Regions from separate parts of the Mus musculus genome. Here region 2 is linked to region 1. The links are chromatin contacts, found by Hi-C or POLR2A ChIA-PET in ENCODE. All regions are on one chromosome and are shown on one strand. The core of a region is the stretch at or near the end of the contact, and the rest is flanking DNA. Distances in the headings are between cores, read along the strand shown. Region 1 holds the start of Fbxl5 (F-box and leucine-rich repeat protein 5). Region 2 holds the start of Bst1 (bone marrow stromal cell antigen 1).

Evidence for each region. A loop is a pair of places that touch in the nucleus more often than their neighbours do. ChIA-PET counts read pairs that join two places held with the same protein, here RNA polymerase II (POLR2A).
Region 2: a loop to region 1 is called in a map of v-Abl transformed pro-B cells, with 4 times the contacts of the local background. The contact joins the promoter of Bst1 here to the promoter of Fbxl5 in region 1. A Hi-C loop is called at or near these places in 4 of 37 maps with a recorded cell type or tissue (Patski, heart and v-Abl transformed pro-B cells). POLR2A ChIA-PET finds 5 or more read pairs at or near these places in 4 of 5 experiments (Patski and embryonic stem cell).

Annotation. Positions count from the first base shown.
Region 1 is chr5:43,779,585-43,787,347 of GRCm38, reverse strand. Fbxl5 (F-box and leucine-rich repeat protein 5) reads left to right here and starts at 5,199. Exons shown (of 11, transcript NM_001159963.1): 1 at 5,199-5,383. The coding sequence starts at 5,300.
Region 2 is chr5:43,814,818-43,821,487 of GRCm38, reverse strand. Bst1 (bone marrow stromal cell antigen 1) reads right to left here and starts at 2,595. Exons shown (of 9, transcript NM_009763.3): 1 at 2,395-2,595; 2 at 884-1,010. The coding sequence starts at 2,561.

The sequences.
Region 1 (7,763 bases), core at 3,950-6,449:
AGTATGGTTTCTTCCCGTCAATTTTTTTCTTTCCTATTTTCTTTCCCCTGCTCTGATTTTCCTCATCTTTAAAGTGTTTAATTTGTTATTTGTGCACGTTTGTGTGAATGTACGTTCCATGCCATACTGTAGAGGAGGTCCAAGGACAGCTTTCAGGAGGCAAGTTTCTCCTCCCACCACGTGGACGCAGCAGTCAAACTCTGCTCATCGGGTTTGGTGGTAAAGCTCCTTTACCTGCTGAGCTACCTCACTGGCTCCTCCTCCTCTTTTTATTCCTAGCAAACTTATCCTCCCACCCCTACTCTATCCCTTGTCTCGGGTATCCTATTTCATGCCTTTGAATATGTCCGACTAATTCTCATGTACTGAGTATCAGCGAACTACCTCTAGGTAACCGAATCTCACACCTTCAAAACAGGGCACATTATGTAGTTTCTGTCTTCCAATGTGATGCTCTTCGTAGCCTTCATATAAGAAGGGAACTATGTGCTACAGATATGCTTCCTCAGTCAGCTCTCTGTTGCTGTAACCATGGTGGTAATGGGTGGCAAAACTACTTAGCTCATGGCAGGAACTTGAAAGAAGGAACTAAAGTTCTTGTATCCCCTTTAAGATGACATCTGCCAAATGACTGGATGAACCCTTACTATTGTCTACTTCTTAAAGGTTCTACAACTTCTCCAAAGCACTATGAATTGGGGACCACACCTTTAATGTGTGGGCTTTGAAGCATACTTAGGTAAATCAGTTTAACTTGAAATTCTGTAAGTGGACACCAAGACTAATGCTGTGTATAAAAGCAGACTCCAATTAGGAAAATGTCCAAGGTGAGACATGTCCCTGAAATAGAAACTTAAGGGTTCTTTGGAAACTTGGTTGGATGATGTTTTGCTGGGGCAAACACACGTAGGAACATTTAGCTGAAGCAGACACAGGTAAAAGGATGTCTGCTAAAGCAAGCACATGAAAGCACATGTGATGAAGGATCTTTGCTAACAATACGGTTATATTGGTCCACCTTACATTGTGTAGTTGAGCTGCATTTGTCAGGATTCTATATAGAGAAATGCACCAAAAAATCTTCTGGTGGTATGCTGCAGTTTTTGGCTGCTTCCAAGGTCTTGATTGGCAGAGTGATGTCAGCTGAGACAGACATACATGCTGAGGTAAGACCTGTGGAGAAATGATGTATGGAGGAAGTATAAATAGGACTCGATGGACAGTGCCAGGGGTGAGCTTGACTTGCTTAATAGAGCTAGCTGTACAACCCTCGTGGTTCTCACGTCTCTGCTGATCTTCGCTTCCCTGAGAGAGGCAGAGCCGAGATCCTTAGGATCCTAGGGATCCTTCTGGTCCCTCCTGATTACTTGTGCTGAGGCTGAGGCCTTGCTGTCTCTGCTAGGTAGTGCTACCACTGATGATTCGTGGTTGCTATCCTGACTCTATGGAACTGGACTGCTGGTGTATCCATGAAGTGTTTGGGAGTGATTGAGCTGCCTGCCTCTGCTGACCTGTGAACTGAACTGCCGATTTCCAGACGACACAGACGGCAGTTGCTCCGAAGAACCAGGTCACTACCCCATCTCTTTTATTTCCCACTACCTCTGGTGGGTGGTGGGCTAAAAGGGAGGTTAAAGCATTTAAGAACCATTATTAAAAATAGGTTTTGAAAAAAATTAAAGTTACATGTCCTTGGACTTCTGACAGTTAGTTATTTGGACCTTAAAGGGAGCTGGTACCTATTTCAGGTAGTTAGGGAGAACTCACCAAGATAGTGTGCCTTATGTGTGTCTTGTAGGGCTTGGTCTGAAAAACTGAGAGTGCTTTCCCAGTGAAAAATGGAGAGACTTAGGTGTCAGGAAGGCAAGACACTTGGCCCCAGTCTCTGATGTCTGAGACAGGATGGGTCTCAGAGATTAGCATAACTCAGGCATTGCCTACAGATTTTGTTGCCCTTCTTGTCGATGTGACCAAATATCTAACAAGAAACAACTTAAGGGAACAAGGGTTTGGCTTTCTGTTTGAGAGTAGAGTCAGTTCATCATGGTGGGACAGGCAAATGGCTGGAGCACTCAAAGCTGCTCCACAGACCCGTAGGAAGAGACAGCACAGGAAGTGAGGGCAAGGTATTAGCCCAAGGTCCCATAGGTCTACTTTGTTCATTAAAACAAAGGAAGTGAATGCTTGAGGAATCTCCTGTCTCTGTCTCTGTCTCTCTCTGTGTGTGTGTGTGTGCGCGTACAAGTGGCATTGAGGTCTATTTACATATAAAAATGAGGAAAAACCCCAAGCACATTTGGTCTTGCATTTCAACTTATGAGCTATCTTTTATCTTTTCTTTCTCCAGTGCCAAAATTCTTTCTAAAATCAACTTACCTCATTGTAACAGATGCTGAATGGCCACTAAAAAGTTATTACTTATGTGTATGAGTGTTTCGTCTTCACGTATGTCTTTTTATCACATTCATGTCTGATGCCCATGAAGGTCAAGGAATTGAACCCAGGTCTTTTGGAGATGTAGCCAGTGTTCCTAACTGCTGAAGGCTCTCACTAGCCCTGATTAGCTTTTTTTTTTTTCCCTTTCATAACGGCAATGATCAACTCTAGTACTGTACTGAGCTCATGATTCTGTTTTATAATGGCAACCTTGTTGTCAGTACTTCTTTTCAAAGTCAACCCTCTGGTGGGGACAGTACTAGGTCATATACTCAAGTAAAGTTATATGCCTTAGAATTGGCTGATTCTGACTAGGAATTCTTCCTCAAGTCTTCACAAATACTGTTGGGAAATTCTGGGAAATGCCTTCTGTCAGTGTATTTTCAGTTTTCCAGAGAACAATTTGACACCTTCCTCCGCTTCATGTTTACTTCCTATAAGATTAAGAGTGAGGGGGAAAAAGTCACCAATCCAAGAATGAGGCTTTTCATGGCAGTGATATTACCCAGCCCCTTTGTGGGGATAAGTGGATAGGTGGTCTGTTAGAGTTTCTGTTGTCATACCTAAAGGGGTCACAGAGAGATGACTAACCTGCTAGACTGGACTTTAGTAGCAATTCAAATCTGTTGTGATTGTAGGAACTTAGAGCAACAGTATAACATTAGTTAGTCTTGTCTCTTAGGCTGAAGTTCAACGTGAATTAGTCATATCTATAGCCAGATGATTGACTGATCTTTACTTGGCCCATGGGGATAATGTCAACAGCTTCCTTGAGAGGGAAAATGACTCATAGGCCTTATTTTTTAAAATCGCTTATTTCTTTCATTTTAGTCCTTGAAATAAATCCTGTGAAATAGCCAAATTCCAAAGTAGCTGTATTTTTTCTTAGTGGACTATAATCCTTCCAATCCAGGTTATAGTGAAACTCAGTTTGTAGGTGACTATTTTTGTTGTTATACACCTACTAAATGAGGCATATATAATATGATGTATTTATAGTTAATATGAGAAAAATCACAAGGATGCTGGGTGCATCCCTCATTCTTTCTTTATTCTGGTATTCTTGATCCAGCTACTGAGGAAAATCTCTTCATATAGCTCTATGTAACTGGTACACTGAAGTCGGAGTCTATATTCCAAGATGGCTAGAGTGAAAGATTAGGATATAACAAATGAGGGGTTAGCAAATGTCTTTTGAGAATTGTTAAAAATATGGAGGCAAAGCCCTGCTTAAACAGCGGAGAAAAGAAGGGGAAAAGAGGGAAACAGAGAAGGGAACAGAGGAAAGAAGAATAATGGGGTGGAGAGGGAGGGAGAAATCTGTCAAGACTTATCAGTTCTGTAAGCTATTTTTGTTGTTGTTGTTTTCTTTTTCTTTTTCTTCAGTCACCTCTTTGTTCCAACTAATACAGTACACAGGAACAAACTTATCGTCAGATCTAGATACATTTGGCCAGAATTTTATGTACTGATTTGTGAAATCCTGGGCAATGTCTTAATTTCCTTTGTCATAGCTGTTTTCTCTAACATTGTTTACAGGGAGTATTCGTGATGAGGTATTCCTATTAGCACTTCAAAAATACACGTACTCCGTTTTCCTTAAAATCTTATGAAGTAGGTTATTTATTCCCCTCATCTCATTTTACATAAGAGAATACTGCGGTCAGAACACAGAAGTCAGGTCGCTCTCCAAGGTTAGTACAACTAGAGTTTGGTGAAACCATGAACCTAAGCTTCATCTCCAGAGTCTGTTTTCCAGCTCAATTTGCATGTTAATATCAAAAGGTAACCAGAACTAGCTGCACTAATAGAAGTATCTTTTTATTCATTTTCTGAGAGTCTGGTTCCTTTTAACCATTGACATGAATTTGGGGTAGGAAATACAAAGGTGAATAATGTAGCATATCTTCTGCTTACTGTTCAAAGTTTATGGTTGTTGAGAAAACGACACACCCTTCCCAGGTTCTCAGCCTTGCCCGTGTTTCTCCCATTTTTCCACGAATTCTAAAGCCACGGGGTGAGAGCCGGCTCTGATACTTGGGAAAAGTCTACTGGAGGGCTTAGATGAGGACAGGTGACGTGCACTGGCCTTTCTCTAGGCAGTGACCTCATTTATGGCCCTTTCTTCCTGTCTGAGCCTCCTCGGCTTAAAATGGCGGGATTTGTGCTAAGGCTCTCTCCCTACTAGACAGCCATGATGGCTCCCCGCCCCCCCCACCCCCCCCAAACCCCCGCAGGCTCATCTGGCCGCTCTGGGACTGTCGTTCCTGATCTGAGGTGTTGGTCCTCCCTCTGGTGTTTCCAGTTCCCCAGGGCCACCATCCCACTCTGCTCCGTGCCAGGAGGGGTGAGGAGGGGCTGCCAGGTCCCCAGCTCTCAGCCGCAGGGGAGAGGCCATGCTAGGCCCAGAGCCAGCATCCCAGGCCTAGCAAAACCCGAACGAGGCAGCAAAGGCGGCTGAGGGCTCGGCGCGCGCACAGCCCGCCCGTCCAGAGCACGCAGGCTCGATCTGGTCACGCAGGTCCCTGCCTCAAGGCCAGGCACCCGGAGAAGCGCCCTTGAAGACCCTCGCCCTGGGACAGTGCGATTTTTTAAGAGATGTAACGCAAGGGACCAGGGACGACCATGCCCACCGGAGGAGAGAGCTCTGGGCGCCTCAGCGCGCGCGCCGGTCACGTGGGCCGCGGCACCGCATGGCGGCGGCCCGCGCGCCCCCGCGTCACGGCCCCGCGGAACCGCCCGGGCGCGCGCGCCGACGGGGCGGGCGCATGCGCAGGGGGGCGCGCCGCCTCTGCCCCGCGGCGAGGGTGTCTATGGAGAGGCGGCGGCCGCGGCTGCTGAGGCGGACGCTGAGGCAGTGGCGATGGCGCCCTTCCCCGATGAAGTGGACGTCTTCACCGCCCCGCACTGGCGGATGAAGCAGCTGGTGGGGCGCTACTGCGACAAGGTAAAGGAGCGCGGGGCGGAGGGCGGCCGCGGAGGAGCGGCCGGGTTCCGGGAGGCCTGGCCTGCGTGCCTCCCGCAACCCCCGCGTTGGCGCCGCGCGAGCCCGTCGCCCGCGCCCCGGCACCCGCGCGGCTCCCGAACCTTCCCACCGGGGTCCCGGGAGCCCGCGCTGGCCGCGGCCTGGGACGAGCGCTCGCGGGACTGACCTGTGCCGGGGTGAGGGGCGCTCCCGGCCGTCCGGCTCGGCCGCCCGCGGGGTGCCCGCTCCCCGTCCGCAGGCCGCTTCTGCGGTTACTCGCAGCCACAGCACCGCTCGCCCGGTCCCTTCGGGCTCTTTTAGTCGCTCTGCAAACACTGCATCCTCTCTCTGGACCTCTTGACTTGCTTCCTGGCTCCACAGGCAGCGTCTTGCAGCCCCTGGAGCAGGCTTATTTTACCTGCCTGCTTTGCACTGGTTTGGTTCCGTACACAAGCCCGGTACACGGACTGGGAAGACCTGCACTCCTCTTTCCTGGTTACTCTTTTTTTCCTTCCAGTTTTTATTTTTCCTGGATACTTTATTCCTTGTAGAATTTGTTCCTCTGTTGGACTTTTTACTGGAAGCAAATGAGAGGGGCCCCTAGGAAAAGTTGCCTTGCAGTGGAACTCACTTTGGACTTTTAATGGGTGTAGCCGAAGTTGAAGAAGCACTCTTGTGAAGATGAGTTGGGAACCTTTTTCTAATGATGCTGAAAACTCTGAATTGTCACTTTATGTTCGGAAGATCATATATGAGTAAATTCTGGGCAGTCATATGTTTTGCAAAAAAGGTGAACCAAATAAATAGCTGTTAAGTAATTATTAACTTAAACGTAAAAATAAATTGAATTATCAGAGATTACGTGGAATTAGCACCACTATTAACAGCAAACAAGAGTTGTCTTTCAATCTGGAGAGGTGCTAGGAAGGAGGCCAATGTCTTCCCTGGTAGGCCACGGGAAGACCAGCAATTTGAAGTGTAGGATCTTAGCATCTTGGCTGCACAGTCCTCTCCCTCCATTTTGGGAAAAGAAAAACAAACAAACCAATAAACTCAAACCCAGTTAGTCCTAAGCCAGTGGACCTTTAAACACCAAGACCATAGGCTCATGGCTCACACTACTTGGTTGCCCAAGCTTGCTGTTAAAATCCTGATGGCTGAACCCTAACTCAAATTGGAATCTCTGAGCATAGAACCCAGATGTCAAGTACAGTTTAGAGCTCTCAGTGAGAGTGGGGCCCAGCAATGGTGAGTACCACCTTCCCAGGGGAGGCTTAAGGACTGGCTAAGCCTTGAGCAGAAGAGTATGTATACTCGCGGTAGTTCTCATTTAGTGGTTGTGTTGTTTGTAATCTCCCTGCCTTTTGATTTTTTTTTTCATTGCACTACCCTTTAATTTCAGGAATTTCTCAAAAAAGCAAAAGGGAAATGAAGTGAAGACTAATGGCTAGTTTTGGGGAGAGGTAGTCCAGAGACTCCCTGGTAATATGGGCGAAATTTTGTCAATGTGTACATCTTCCTTGGTGCTTTCTATATCTCTTCTCTTTTTCCTTCTATTTTGTTTTGTTTTTCCTGTGTCTGGATCTTGTTCTATAGAGCCAGCTAACCTTGAATTCCCAGAGATCTGCCTGCCTCTGCCTGGGATTAAAGGTATGAGCTACCATACCAGGCTTGTCTATCTGTGTGTCTGTCTTTCTTTTTCTTTTTCTTTTTTCTTTTGGTTTTTCAAGATACGGTTTTTCTGTGTAGCTCTGGCTGTCCTGGAACTCACTCTGTAGACCGGGCTGGCCTTGAACGCAGAAATCCGCCTGCTTCTGCCTCATAAGTCCTGGGATTAAAGGCTAATATTTCTTAAGATGTTTAACATTGTCAAAGGATTATGACCTTCCCAAATAATCAAAATTTGTAATGTAGTACCCAGTCTCTTTTTTAAAATAATGAGGAAGTTGGTCATTATACTTTGGTTGGTTTGGTTCTGATACTGTTTTTGAGGTAGAATCTCCCGTAATACAGGATGGCCTTGAGAACTCACTGTATTTCAGAGGCTGTCCTTGAACTCCTGATCTTCCTTCTAGATTCGAGAACTACAGGCATTTGTCATCACCCCGGGCACAGTAATTTTGTGTCTCCTTTTTGAGAATGTTTGAATAAATTTTGAAACTGCAGTTGACTTTAAAAAAAAAAAAAAAAAAAACAAGTCAAATAAGATTATTCTCAGTAGTTAAATATTCCCTATTGCATAAACTAATTTAATAAAGCATTTTTAATTTGGTATAGCTTTGGTCAAAATTGCCACTGATTTATCACCAACACTGTACAGAAAATCACTAATTCTGAATTAGTTGAATATAGTTAATGAGAT
Region 2 (6,670 bases), core at 1,346-3,845, 37 kb before region 1:
TTCTCTTGCCTTGCTGCTGTGGCGCCTTTGAAGAGTGTCACCTTTGTCCTTCCTGTACTACAAAGACACCATGCAGAGCAGTGGTTCTCAACCTCCCTAATGCTGTGACCCTTTAATGCAGTTCCTCGGGCTGTGGTGACCCCCAACGGTAAAATCATTTTCATTGCTACTTGCTAAGTATCATTTTGCCACTGTTATTAATTGAGATGTAGATATTTTTGGAGATAGAGGTTTGCCAAAAGGGGTCCCACTGGTTGAGAACCGCTGACTTAGATGATGACATATCTCCCCTGTAGTACAAAATGTGTGCATCATTGCTAAGAACCTTGCATTAGGAATGATTAAGACCAGGGCTTGAAGCCTGGCTCCATCGCATGCTAGATGTGTAATCTTTGTTAAGGCATTCCGTCTCTCCGTGTGTGCCTCCGTTTCTAGCTGTGGAAAAGGAGGACCAGAAGCCGTAGGCCTTGTTCCGTAGCTCTGATTAGGAAGGTATGCGATTGCACAATGCCCTTCCTGGAGCGAACAGTGCTTCAAAACACCGAATTCTTCACAGCATACCTGGAACCTTCCAGGATAAATAGTGTCTCCACGCTGCACGTACAACAACATTCTTGGTCACTGGCTCATCTGGTCCTCAGTAGTCCAGTCTCTTTGTAGACTGGAAGGGCTACAAGAACTGCTGTTTATGTCAGACCCTTAACCCTTAATGCAGCAACACCAGGAACAGAAGGATTTCAATACGTTATTTGCTTAGTTCATTGACCAGCATAATTTTTGAATTATGTTTCTGCTTTTCCTCAACAAAGACGTAGGAAGAAACAAAAGGCAGCATAGATGTAAAAATGACACTTTGGTCCATAGCTGAAGGATCTGTCCTTACCTTGTCCCTAGGAATGGGGTGCCTGGAGAGGTTAATGAAGAGATCATAGTCTGAGGGGAGCACAGAGCAGGGGTCCTTGTCCAGCACCCCCTTGAAGGCCTCCCAGATGGCTGTGCAGTTTTTGTTCCTGTACAAAAAAGTGCCGGTCAGAACTGGAGACGCAGTTCGGAGGGTAAGGCCGCTTGTGCCATAGGCAAGAGGACCTGAGTTCATCACCCACCAACCCTGCCCATATGGCTGCCGGTGCCTCTAACCCCAGCATTGTATTAGGTGGAAACAGGAAGATGACTGGGACTTGCTGGCCACTAGCCTAACTCTAGCTTCCAGACTAAGACAGAAAATGATAGAGTAGGCTGTCTTCCTCTCTGTGGGCACAGGCACAACACACACACATACACACACACACACACACACACACACACACACACACACACACATTCTGTGCACACAACAAAACAGAGTTCTCCAGTTTAAGGAAAGCAGTCCCCTACCCCATCCCCACCTCCAGACTTATGACAGAAGCAGACAAGGCCACAGATAAAAGTGATGCTAGAAAGTGACAATTTCAATGTCAATAAACCAGGAAACTTCTGGTTTTCAGAACTCTCCTTCTCCCTCTCCCTCCCCCCTCCCTCTCCGTCCCCCTCTCCCTCCCCCTCCCCCTTCCCCTCCCCTCCCCCTTCCCCCCCCTCTGTCTGTGGTGGAGGTACTGCACATGTATCATGTAGTCAACTGTTCTAGCACTGAACCACACCTCTGGCTTTCGCCTATTCATTAAGACACAAGAGTGGAGCTCCTTGTTCAGGTTCATTAGAGGGCGAGTCTCTGGGCCCACTGAGGTCAAGTCAGGAGGCAAGACTTGGGAAGATAGGAGTGGATGCCAAGTGTTGGGAGCAGTTTCCTCTACTGAGTCAGAGTGGCTTCTGGGGCCAGTTTTCACTCCTGAGGTCCAGGACGCCTTTCAAAATCACGTTCTATAGCAATGGTCATGTTGTCCTACCTTTGGTGACAATGACCAACCTGACTTCTTATGTTATTCTCTCATTTTATTTTATTGAGCTGCATCCCAATTAAAAACAACTGGCATGAGAAAGAGTGGTGTAACAACACAAAAAAGCAGATCCAGAGAAGGAAATTATTTCAATAGGAAACACAGTGTGCACAAGGTAGGGGGAACCAGAATCCTCTAGATGGGACAAGGGGAGCTAATTCCCAAGTGGTGCTCAAAATACCCAAACTGGCAGTTGTTGATAGTAGGCAAGGCTCTTTCACTCAAATTCACCTCTAGACTGGTGTCGCATTACAGCTTTCTCCTCACCTCTACACCCACAGGGGCAGCCTTAGCAGTTTCCTCCCGGGTCTGGAAATCCCCTGCACAGGGGATCTTGTCCCTAAGAATCACCTACATACACATCACCTGCATGGAGTCCCGCTAGTCCCTCCACCTGACTTTCCAAAGCCCTCACCTCACCCCACCCTTCTGCCTTTTCACTGTCTGGCTTAGCACTTACCCCAGGCTCAGCAGCGTGGTGTACTCTGCGCAGCGGCCCAGGAAGATGCTCTGGAGGTGAGGAGTGGTACCCTCCCCTGTCCACCGCGCTCTTGCCCCCAGAAGCACTGTCAGCAAGGACAGCCATAGCCACAGCCACAGAGACAACAGGCCTCCCTGGACAGCCATCAAGAAGACTTTGATTCCTCTAGCCCGTGGCCTCTTGGACTCCTCCCAGTTCCTCTTCCACTGAGGAGGCGGTTCCCCTTAGCTGAGCTTTGGCAGGACTCATCCAGATGCCAAGCCAGCCCACCTCCCATCCTCTTTCCTCTTCCATTACGACAGAAATTAAACTTAGGGCATTGCCTGGCAAAAGACGCCTCGTGGAGGGACCCCAAAGGGAATGGGAATTTGAAGCGCGCGCGCGCACACACACACACACACACACACACACACCTCTATAGAAATCTGTTACCATGTGAGCCCTAAGCAAACTTAAATTCTGTCCTGGTTCACACAGTCTTTCCAGGAGAGACATGTGCTACCCTTAGTGAAAATTGATGGCTTTGAGAAAAGCCGAAGGCACAAGGGCACAGACAAGAATCACATGCCATTCCTAAGTTGACTCTTAGGGAGTTTGTCTGGGTGGACTCTGGATGTGACTGACTGGTGCCTGTTTTGTCTTTCCTTTTCTTCCTTTGTGAGGGACATCGTCCACAGGCATCACTTACACCTGCCCCATGGATTCTGGAGCACAGGGCTTGTTTTCTAGTTTTCCAAGTGCTCACAGATAACTTTGTCTGAGAATACAGTACGGTCAGAGCTACACTCCTTTGTAATTTAGGCAGTTTAGATGTGAGATTTGGGGACTTGAATTGATACTAAAATAAGTTCATAATTGTAGGGGACGGTAGGTTAGGTAAAGGAATTTATCATGTAGGATGGATGTGAATTTTTGAAGACCAAAGGATAACTCCAATGAAGCCAAAATACCCATTAGAGATGTTTACACTCATATTCTGGAGTTCTGTGATGATTGCCTTGCATGGTAGTGAAGGCTCTATGCCCCAGTATAAGGGAATATCAGGACCAGGAATGGGAGTGAGAGGGTTAGGGAGCAGGGGGAGGGGAGAGGGGAGAGGGAATTTTCAGAGGGGAAACCAGGAAAGGGGATAATATTTGAAATGTAAATAAAAAAATCTTTCTTTAAAAAAGAAATTGCCAAAAAAAGTAAATAAACAGCAACCCCAAAAGTCCCCAAAACCCCCAAAAAACCAATCACTATAATATGCCAAGATTGTTACACAAAGATCATTTTCAAAAACAATTTCCTAAGTGAGATTTTTTTTTCCTGTGAGGAAAATGTGAATTTCTTTCCTGAATTCCTAAGCCCCGCCAACTACTTTCTTTTGGGAAAACCCAACATACTGTGTTGTGCTAGAGCAGGTCAGTATGAGTAATTCCAATATCTGAATCAAATGTTTCAAGAGATCAGCTACTCAGTGGGCTTCCTTGTCAAAGGGAAACTTTTCACTGCGCTTTCTATACTTCTGTGACAACCTGTGGAATTTCTCTGGACGGGAAAGCAACTCAGCAGATGACACAGAAACTGCAAGTGTGTTGCTAGCCATTTCTAGCGTAGTGTTAGCTCACCTCTGTGTTCTCAGTGGAACTTGCTGCTCCATCTCTTGTGATCATTTGTAACTTTCCAGCTTATTTGATATTGACCATATATATGCTTTTCTAATTCTTTAAAATTATATAAAGACTCAGATGTGAGGTTAAATTTAAAAAGCAAAAATATCTTCCATAAAATCTTCTCCACACACACATTTTACATAAACTTTAATAGTGTTGTGTGGCTCCCCTCATGGGTATTTTTTATCATGCTGGATTGCAAAATCTATCCTGGGTTATAACTGAATAATAAGCAACATTTCTAATGGTTCTGCAATACTACAGATTAGAAGAGCTACTGTGTTATTCCTAAGTTTCATTTTCAGCTTCTCTGCTGACTCATCACTAGAAATTGTCCACACCAGAATCAAATAAGCTGGGACAATTCCTTCACCATCTGTGTAAGACACTCAGGACTCCTTCCTATCAAAAGAAGGACAACCACGTTGATAGTTTTATGTCTTTTTTCTTTCTTTGAAAACATTCAATTGTCTCACCATTAACTACATCATTCTAAGTTTCTGAGCACCCCTTTATTTTGGAAGGTTTTAAGCTTTTATTTGCAAGAATATTATTACAAACGATACTTGGATGTCTTTCATTTCCAAAGGGCTCTGCACATTTGATAAAGCCATATTTTAAGTAATCTTCATTATTATGCTTTAAGCTCACTTTTTCCTTTCTGAAATGTGACTCAACTGAAGTTGAAGCTACCAAATTAGGAACAGTATTCTCCATTACTGTCAGCATTAACACTCACAGATCCAAAAGTTGAACTTAAACGTGTGTCTTAAAAAAAAAAGACTCATTTTAAAAGTATTTCTTCCATTTTAATTGAAATATCATAGTTGCTACTAATAAAAAGCAGCCTAAATAACAGTTCCAAAAATGCACTTAGAGTCTGCAACTGATTCTTTTAGAAATCACAGACTTCACTTTCATTTGTAAGTCATAGTTGATGTCCTCTGTCTGTCGAGAGAGCGAAGAGAATTGGGACACAAATATGTTCCACCAGGCTCTGGTCTGGCCCGGAATACCCAAAGTGTTACAGCTCTTAGAAGAGAAACAAGAAGGTTTGGGCAGGCTCAGGGCAGGTAGTCGAGTTTCTCGGTCTCTCATCAGCTACCACCAGCCGCACCAGCTCCAGAGGCAGGGGTGGCTGGGGCAGCTGGGGCAGCAGAGACACGGGTCTGGCCAGTTAGGCAGGTCCAAGGTCATTGATAAATGTTTCGGGTGAGAGAACTCTTCCCCAAGTGTTACAGCTCAGTAAAAACAGTCACTCTCAGATAGTCCTCCATCAAATAACTTGTGTGCTTTATTCCTTGTGATCAGAGACTATATAAACATTGATGGGTGGGGTGGGATTTAAGGGTAGATGTTTCCTATTGGCTCAGTGTGAGATATAGAGTGATGCTCTATTTGCATGGGAAAGGACGTCAGTGTTGCCTATGTGACTGACTGACTGCCTGGTTCTCTCAGTGGGGTGTCATGGTTAGGCAGGTACAAATATGGATAGGGTGTGGCTGGACTCCTGCTGATCTCAAGTCTCTGAGATTCCAGGAATCTGAGCTCACTCAGCCTTACCAGTTCTTCTGTCTGGTGGCACATTTAACTTGCCCCACAACTCCTTTTTGGTAATATAAAGGAGAAGTGTCATTGAATTAACTGTCTCCTGTATTGGAAATGGTTTGGCATCGAAACAAAACCTGATTAGTAGTGATCTTTTTAATGATACTCATGTGCAGTTTTAGAAATCGGGTAAGTCAAGGTGCCAGGGCTCCAATGGCTAGTGTGGGACCAAGGAGGGGAAGAAGTCAAGCTACCAAGGGATGTAAGTACCGTAAGGTAGGGGTGTGGGTAGCATAGTGTGCCTGAGGATCTCCCCTAAGATCTTTGAGCATGTGTATGCCTTGTTCTACCAGCCCGGATTCATTGACATAGAAGAAACATTTCTCCCCCTAGCAAAATGCGTGTCCCTCTCTGTTCAGCAGTCAGTAAGTCCTCGGGGTTTTTGTTTGATTGTCTGTTTGTTTGTTTTTTGTTTTTGTTTTTTGAGACAGGGTTTCTCTGTGTAGCCCTGGCTGTCCTGGAACTCACTTTGTAGACTAGGCTGGCCTCAAACTCAGAAACCCACCTGCCTCTGCCTCCTGAGTGCTGGGATTAAAGGCATGCACCACCACGCCCGGCTGAGACTCAGGTTTTGAAGAGCAACTCTTGCTAAGGACATTATCTGGCATAGAAAGGACTCAAGGGTGTCTGCAGTGGAGGCCATTGACTGGCCAAGTTTGTCTTGGAAGTCACTGAACAGAAGGTGTGTTTGGACGAGGGCTGCTCCAGTGGTTCCTGCTATGCCTAGTGAGACAGAGAGCCCCAATCTGACCAGCCGAGGGATGAAGATCTCTCTCTTCTTCTGAGCTCCTCCCAGCTGTAAGGCGAGTTCTTCAGGTTTGTAAAGATAAACCTGGGGAACAATCAATACAGGGGTGTAGGAACCTTGAAAAGGGAGGCTTATGCAGGAACCTGTAGTGCCTCCGCACCAGAAAAGAGCACGAGGGGTGAGGGGGGATTTAGCACATATTGGTTTGGTAATGGACACATGCATGTAGGATGGAGTCTTGAGG